Regions from separate parts of the Homo sapiens genome. Here region 2 is linked to region 1. A link is an interaction called in ENCODE POLR2A ChIA-PET data of the cell type or tissue named here. Cell type or tissue: A673. All regions are shown on one strand.

Evidence for each region. ChIA-PET counts read pairs that join two places held together with the same protein. Peaks named below come from ENCODE experiments on the same cell type or tissue, not always from the same donor. Only the 100,000 strongest peaks of a DNase experiment are listed, where the experiment ranks them.
Region 2: POLR2A ChIA-PET joins it to region 1 with 8 read pairs; 2 of 35 experiments call an interaction of 5 or more read pairs at or near these places.

The regions. Positions count from the first base shown.
Region 1 is chr2:182,668,920-182,672,919 of GRCh38, forward strand. It overlaps LOC101929976 (a long non-coding RNA gene), which reads right to left. Exons shown (of 7, transcript XR_427200.3): 5 at 3,982-4,000; 6 at 3,162-3,299. It also overlaps a transcript of PDE1A not described here. Among named protein-coding and RNA genes, the nearest start is that of DNAJC10, 45 kb to the right of the region's middle. In A673, no CTCF peak of the experiment used is centred here; no DNase peak of the experiment used is centred here.
Region 2 is chr2:181,678,544-181,682,543 of GRCh38, forward strand. It overlaps NEUROD1 (neuronal differentiation 1), which reads right to left and starts at 1,974. Exons shown (of 2, transcript NM_002500.5): 1 at 1,887-1,974; 2 at 1-328. The coding sequence starts at 317. RefSeq lists an enhancer at 2,624-3,200. In A673, no CTCF peak of the experiment used is centred here; no DNase peak of the experiment used is centred here; H3K4me3 peaks cover 525 bases; H3K27me3 peaks cover 4,000 bases.

The DNA of each region.
Region 1 (4,000 bases):
AGCCAAGTATGAGCTTAACAAACAGGTTACATAATGCATGGGACTGTGCACCTGTGCTCCAATCCCACTCATCATGCTGTACTGGATGTTTATCTTGGCCTATTCTTGACCACAGCATATCCATTTTCCTTTCAAGAGGCCTTTGATAGAGGAGAGAAACAGCCTTTCAGGAAGGTTGAACTTTGAATTAACTGTTTCCCCCAAAGAAGCTATTCTAGACTGAAAAGACCAAATAACCTTTAATAAGGCAAGATTAAGTGTACTGACCCTTCACTCACCCCAGACACACTATTTACAGGACTCCAAAGATCATTCCTCAAAACAAAGGAATACTACTTGTTTTGGCCCATTTTGTTTGTTAGGTGTGACTTTTAATACAATAGCCCAGTAGGGTCAGGTGTTGCTTAATTAAAGTGATGGGAATTATTGTTTTGACAAAGTCAAAGACTGTTCCCAGATGTGGGTTTTTAACCCATCTTTTAACAAATATTCCCACCAGTCAAGGAAAATTTGTTGAATTTTGCTATAGTTTCCATGTATTAAAAGTTGGAAGTTTGTTTTGTTTTCTATTTTCAGTCTCTTCTCTGACTTTACCTTTTGTTAAGATCTCACCCTTCTTTAAAACAGCAACCTTCGCTATTTTTCCCTATTAAGCATGTTATTTCTTTCCCATCTTCCTGATTAAAGATTTTTAATGAACTCCCCATCACTCATATTTTCGTCATTAATTCTGTTTATAATCCCTTGTATTTTACATTCTATTCGCACAGCTCTTGACTGCCTTATCATAGGTGGTTCCCACACTTCTTAACTCTCTCCTTTGAATCCACCTTTTACGCCATGTGTATGGTAAACACCCTGATAGCAATGACATAAGCATACCCTGAAAATGCTCCCATATGGCAGACGCACCTGCGTGTGCGTTCTGAGCTAAGGAATCCGGGAGTGGCCAACCCAGAGATTCATTCCTTGTCTATTAGGAACATCTGAGCCCTCGGAGCATCCCATGGGAACATGGGCCACACACGGGCCCATTTGGAGCACATGAAGGTTGCCAGGTGCAGGTCATTAAGGGATGATGGTGTTAAGTAAAAATGCTATATAAACCACATGCTGTTTGCAAGCAGTTTTGGTTTTCCTGGCCAGCTCACTGCCACAGGGCCATGCAGATATCTTGTCCAGCCCACCACCACTGGATTCTCTCTTCCCTGTATATAAGTGCCCAGTACAACCCCATGTCTCGTTTGCTGGCTCTGGGTCTCTTTTTGGCTTCTTGAATCAAAAGGTACTCAGGGGGTTTACCCTACACCTGTTTAGAGAAAAAATTCCAAGGTCTTCAGTTGTTCCCACCTAAACCATTTAACTGTTTTACAAGGACTAGTATTTCTCAATCCTTAATTGCACACTAAAGACTCCTAGGAAGCTTGAAAAATTAATATAGAGTCCTGAGCTCTACAACAGGGCAAGTAAATCAGAATATCTCAGAGTGAGACCCAGCTATCAATAGCTTTTAAAAGCTCTCCAAGCTATTCTCATGTGCAGTCAAGGTTGAGAATCATTTATCTAGAACTAGATCAAGTCAAAGTTGGGCTAGATTGTCCTAGGCCTAGGGCAATGATGCATCACAATCACCTGGGGGATCTTGTTAATATTCCTGGATTTCAGACCAATTGAATTAAAATCTCTAGTGATGGGTGCCGAAGCCTCTTTTTAACAAGCTCTCCAGACATTCTTATTTAGCCAAATGGTCCTGGTGTGGTGACCAGTATTTGGGAAACCAATCACCTACCAATGTTTCTCAAGCTTTAAGGCACATAAGAATCACCTGAGAAATCTTGTTGATGTGGAAGTTTTAATTCAGTAGGACTATGGTAGAACCTGAGAGTCACTATTTCTTTTAGAGGGGAGGCGGGTGGTGGATGGAATCTTGCTCTGTCGTCCTGGCTGGAGTGCAGTGGTGTGATCTCGGCTCACTGCAACCTTTGCCTCCTGGGTTCAAGTGATTCTCCTGCCTCAGCCTCCCGAGTAACTGGTTTTACAGGCGTACACCACCAAGCCTAGCTAATTTTTGTATTTTTAGTAGAGATGGGGTTTCACGATGTTGGCCAGGTTGGTCTCAAACTCCTGACCCCAAGTGATCCGCCCACCTTGGCCTCCCAAAGTGCTGGTATTACAGGCATCCAGCCACTGCGCCCAGCCATACTATTTCTCATAAACTCCCAGGTGATGGTTATGCTGCAAGTCTATGGATCACACTTTTTTTTCTTTTGAGACGGTGTTCTCGCTCTGTCGCCCAGGCTGGAGTGCAGTGGCGCGATCTCAGCTCACTGCAAGCTCCACCTCCAGGGTTCACGCCATTCTCCTGCCTCAGCCTCCCGAGTAGCTCAGACTACAGGCGCCTGCCACCACGACTGGCTAATTTTTTTTTTTTTTTTTTTTTTTGTATTTTTAGTAGAGACGGGGTTTCGCCGCATTAGCTAGGATGGTCTCAATTTCCTGACCTCGTGATCCACCGGTCTCAACCTCCCAAAGTGCTGAGATTACAGGCGTGAGCCACCACACCCGGCCTGGATCACGCTTTTGAGTGGCCAGCACTCAAATTACACAAACCCCATTTTTCCTGATAGGTACATTTCTTGACCCTTCCTTACTAGCATCATTTGCAGCTTTGCTCTGGTGGGGTGGTTGTGACTTTCTTTTTCTTTTTTTTTTTTTTTTTGAGACAAGTCTCGCTCTGTCGCCCAGGCTGCAGTGCAGTGGAGCGATCTCAGCTCACTGCAAGCTACACCTCCCAGGTTCACACCACTTTCCTACCTCAGCCTCCCAAGTAGCTGGTACTACAGGCACCTGCCACCACGCCCGGCTAATTTTTTGTATTTTTAGTAGAGACAGAGTTTCACCATGTTAGCCAGGATGGTCTCGACCTCCTGACCTCATGATCTGCCCACCTCGGCCTCCCAAAGTGCTGGGATTACAGGCTTGAGCCACCGTGCCCGGCCGTGACTTTCTAAAATGCCCTCTCCTTTCTTAGTGACCATACACCCCGCAATACTCCCCTTACTCCAGCTCCTCCTCGAATTCTGCCCGCTAAACCTCTCCTCTAAATTGCTAGAACATTTAATGTGTCCAAACTAATTTTTCATGCTAAATAGCATACTTACCAATTATTTTTAAATGGTATGATTTTCTTGGATCCCTAGTTTTCTTCAGTGACTATGCTGAGGATGTAGTAGGTATTTTTTAAAATACTGGCTAGTTAAACACTTGAATAGTTATATGGTAATTGTTCCCATTGTTACCTATTGGTTGAGAAAATACACATTAAAATATTACTATCAATTTGTTAATGTTTTTATATAAGCATATTTTACTTGACAAAACAGCATGTATGCACCTTAAAATAGTGTTACTTTACCATTACTTTTAATGCAAAAACCCCAATTACTTTTCACCAGCCCAATATTACAAAAGTGTGAGATATCATGAATTTGGACTGTTGACAAATAACTCAGAAACCTTTAGTTAGTATTCACACAAAAGGTTACTGACATAAAAGAGAGTCAGTCATTAAACAGTTGTCAACAAATATAACAAAAAGAGAATTTATAAAAGAAAGAGACAGGGTAGAAAAAACACACATAGACTATCTGAGAGCAGTGTGTTTTGTTTAACTTTTCTTTGGTAAGCTGATTGGCTGGAAGCCATCAAAAAGACAAATGTGGGCAGCCTTTCCTGGAGCACATTGACCAGCCGTTAGTAACAACTATTGTAGTGACTTCTGGATTCTCTGAGAAAGTAAGCTGAGCAGCATTCATGATAAGCTGCCTCTGTAGGATGCCTGCCACGTCCTTCTGTTAACATTTCCACTTTGGTTGGGCTAAACTTACACCATATGCCCCTTCAAATCTGAATTCTATCAGTAATTCTTAATCTTCATTTTAATGTGTAATAAGAATTTTGTGGCTCATCATGTCTTCCTACCTCAGATTGAGAATCCCCA
Region 2 (4,000 bases), 990 kb before region 1:
GCCTTCATGCGTCTCAATTTAAAACGCTCCAGGCGAGCCTTAGTCATCTTCTTCTTTTTGGGGCCGCGTCTCTTGGGCTTTTGATCGTCATCCTCCTCTTCCTCTTCTTCCTCCTCTTCCAGGTCCTCATCTTCGTCCTCCTCCTCTCCCCCGTTCCTCAGTGAGTCCTCCTCTGCGTTCATGGTTTCGAGGTCGTCCTCCTTCTTGTCTGCCTCGTGCTCCTCGTCCTGAGAACTGAGACACTCGTCTGTCCAGCTTGGAGGACCTTGGGGCTGAGGCTCGCCCATCAGCCCACTCTCGCTGTACGATTTGGTCATGTTTCGATTTCCTACATTCAACAAGGGAGAGGCAAACAGAAAGAAAAGCAGAAAAACGCTATATTCAAAAGCCAGATACGCCTTCAGCTTCCACTCCCTAAACCTGTACAAATGCTTGCGAAAAGTACCTGCCCATTACAAAATGAATGCCTCTGAGAAAAAGTTAAATGCAGTGTTTTATAATGGCGCGTGCGTGTGCCCCGCTAGTACGTAGGAGTGAGGACAGGACTGGGGGAGGGTAGTGAATATGTATATGTGTACACCACTCACGCATATGTGTTTGTATCCTAGTGATTAACTTAAATGTGTTTATGGTGGTTGCCCGACAGGATAATGTGTGTGGAAATGACTGTACATTTCAGCGACTTCATGTTTATCCAAATGTGTTCAAAGTTACTCACAACTCCATAAAAAAAAAAAAAAGCTGTAAAATCACACATTCTACTTCCATTTCTGTCCTGGCTTCCAGATACTTAGCGATTTAAGTTGAACAGCCATTGCGTAATTTACTAATACTGGCAGCGATTTTTAAGAAGATTACATCGACGGGATACTGAAAAGCAAATGCAGAAAGGAGGAAAAATAGTTTCCACCAAATTGTTTCACCATCAATGTAACATTTGGCAACAAAAGTGGACAGGGTCTTCCACCCCTCCCTCGCCTTTCTTTTCTTGCCTTCCATCTCTGGCCCACCGCTAAATTTCCACCTTGTACAAAAGCGCTAGCTGCAGGGCGAGGGCTGGGGGCGCGGCGCAGAGCGCTCTCCCACGCGCCGGGGATCAGGTGCGGAAGGCTCCTCTCTAATAAACAGCCCATTGAAAGGGCCGCCCGCTCTTTATTGGGGCTTTTCAAAGTTCGCCTCAAACCTCCCTTTAAAAGATTGAGTAATTATAATGGTCAGCGATTGGCAACCGCGAAGTTGCCGCTTCTAGTAAGGAAAATAAAAAGCCTTTAGTAAAACAACTGAATTTCTGGCTCCAGTAGTGGCTGCTGGGGACTTGGCCGCCTCTGGAGCGGTAACAGGTAGCAGGAGTGAGTCCCTCTCCCTTTCTCCACTTTCCCCCCTCTCAACTAAACTATCTCTGAACCTGATTTATTTTCCATGGTGTGAATACTCAAGGTATCCATGTCCCTTTCATTCACTGAAAACACAGCTTGACACTCCCAATGTGCGTAAAATACATGCACACAAAATATATATTGATAACATAGATTTTTTTTTCTTACTGTAAGAAGTGAGAAAGTGAAGTCATTATTGCTTTTGGGACTTTAAAATCAGCACTAGCAGATAATCATAGTTACCGTGCATTCTTTTAAAAAATCCAAGAAGCTCCTATGCTATCCACAAAAGAAACCCAAATTTTTAAAATTTAAATTAGAAAGCCTGCAGGGGGTACTTGAGTGACACGACTCATTATGTGTGAGTACTTATGGGCAATTATGGAGGGGGATGCTGGTCTCAATACACATACACACTCTCGCAAACGCACACATACAGAATATGTAGGTTCATCAGTCTTCAGTTATTGCTTCTATTCTGGGGCAAAAAAATGAAAGAACTGTAATTACCTTTGTTGTTAGTAGGTCCTGAGCAGTGATAGTCTCATAACCCTGGGGCCTCCGGACGCCGCGCCTCCTGCGTGGGCGAATTCCTCGTGTCGTGGCCGCGCGGGCGCTCAGGTTATATAGCCCAGTTAGTGATGCTAAGCGCGGGCGGGGCCGCTAGCTGAGGGGCTAGCAGGTCTATGCGCCTGACGCCTGCGCACGCGTCCAGGCTGTGCGCTCCCCGTTCTCCCCTCCTCCCCACTTCTCCCCACGCCTTGCTCGTCTCCCGCCCTCCTCCGACAACCGCTCCCCTCACCCTCCACCCCTACCCCCGCCCCTCCTCCTTCCTCCCCGGCATGCGCCATATGGTCTTCCCGGTCCAGCCAAGAGCCTGGAACCACGTGACCTGCCCATTTGTATGCCGCGGAGCGCTCCATTCCGGCCCCTTTGTGGCCAGAAGAAAGTGGCCCATCTGTCGCCAGTTAGAGACTCCGCGGACCTGTTTTTACCCGCAGGAGAGATTAACCCTTTCAGGCGGCAGAAGGGACGGGGATAGAGGGGGGAGGGGATTTGAGGGAAGGAAGGGAAAAGCTAATGTTAACTAGGTCTAGATCAGAGCGAGTGGCCTGCTTTCGCGCCGGAAGTAGGACAGAGGTGAAAGAGGCAGAAGCGGGGAGACTGAGGCACGCAGTGAAGAGTCCTCGCTCCTTTCGATTTCTTGTCCTGACACTGGCATCCAGAGCAGCATGACTCCTTGCCCTCTCTGAAAGGCCCATCCCTTGGCTTCTTCTCCTTGGCAGACGCTTTGATCATTGGCGCCAAAGGATGGCTTCTCCTAATCTCCGTCGGCCCCTCTAAGCAAACATATACGCCATATAAAAGCGGCTTCATCTGTAAACGCAGCGTTGAGATTAGTTCCCCAACCTCCCTAACCGGATCGTCCTCTCCCAGTTCCTTCAGTACAGAAAAGTTGTACCTGCCATTCTATCCCTACCATACGTGCAATTCTTCATGTCCTGACCTTCAGCTACGACTGTTCCTCCAGACCCTCTCACTACGTCAGTCCCCACCTCCATCCCCAGGATCTTGTCCTCAAAGCGAGCTAGTTCTCGCGAGGAGGCCTTGGTTCCATTGGCCTTTGCGCTCTCTTATGTGGGAGCTGGGGACTTCTTTGACGGTTGTATTCTGCCTTTTAACCATGGCCACTGGGTTGCTGGAAAGGGCACCCTCACTCAGCCAGTCCAGGGACGCTTCTGGTTCCCTGGCCAGCCCGCCCTGGACGGCCTCGGCTCTCTAGTCCAGGCATTGACCACAAGTACGGTGGTGGACACCTCGCCACAGCCGGACCTGCGCTCTTGCTCCCCTCAGTCTCGGGTCTGTATAAGATACTTGATTCAGACAAGCGTTTTCAAAGAGAAGATGCAATGGGCCTGTGCTGAACGGGTCTTTCCGATCTCTTTCTAGAAACGCCTTTAGCACAACCCCGGAAGGATTAATGGCTGCGAACTCCTCCAGACTTCAAAGCCTCTGATTTGAAACTCCCAACTTGAAGGTCAAGCAAAGACCACAGAAATTCTCGACCAGTTCTGAAGGAGCCATATTGTTGCCCAAATAGCAATTCTTTACTCTTTTCGAACAAGGGTTTTCCAGAATAATAGATTTTAAAAAGAAAGAAAGAAACTGGCCTGTCTACTCGTTCTTTCCCAGCTTTGCCTCTAATCCTTCATTAACTAACTCCTTACCCCCTCCCAGACCTGAAACCCTCTGCAATAAATACCTCTTACGTGAATTGCTTATTTAAAGGCAATTGCACTAAACATCCCTCGAGTTTGCAAACAGCGACAGGGTTGAGAGGCTGGATTGGGGTGCATCTGGGAGAGGGTGGGGACGGGAGGAGAGAGTAGGGGTAGAGGAAGAGGGTCCTAGCCAGATCCCCGGTGTCTGAAGGTAGCAGGTGCAGCCTTCCCTGCACAGTACTAATCTAAAAGGGGAAGAAAAGAGTTGTGCCACCGAAGCGTGGCGTGAATCGTTGTGGGGTTCTGGAGTTTTGCTTGCTTTTCTACATTCACTTGGCTGACAAAGCGCATAGGGGAGGATAAAATAATTCACCCAGGAGCCTGGGCCCAGGATTTACCCCT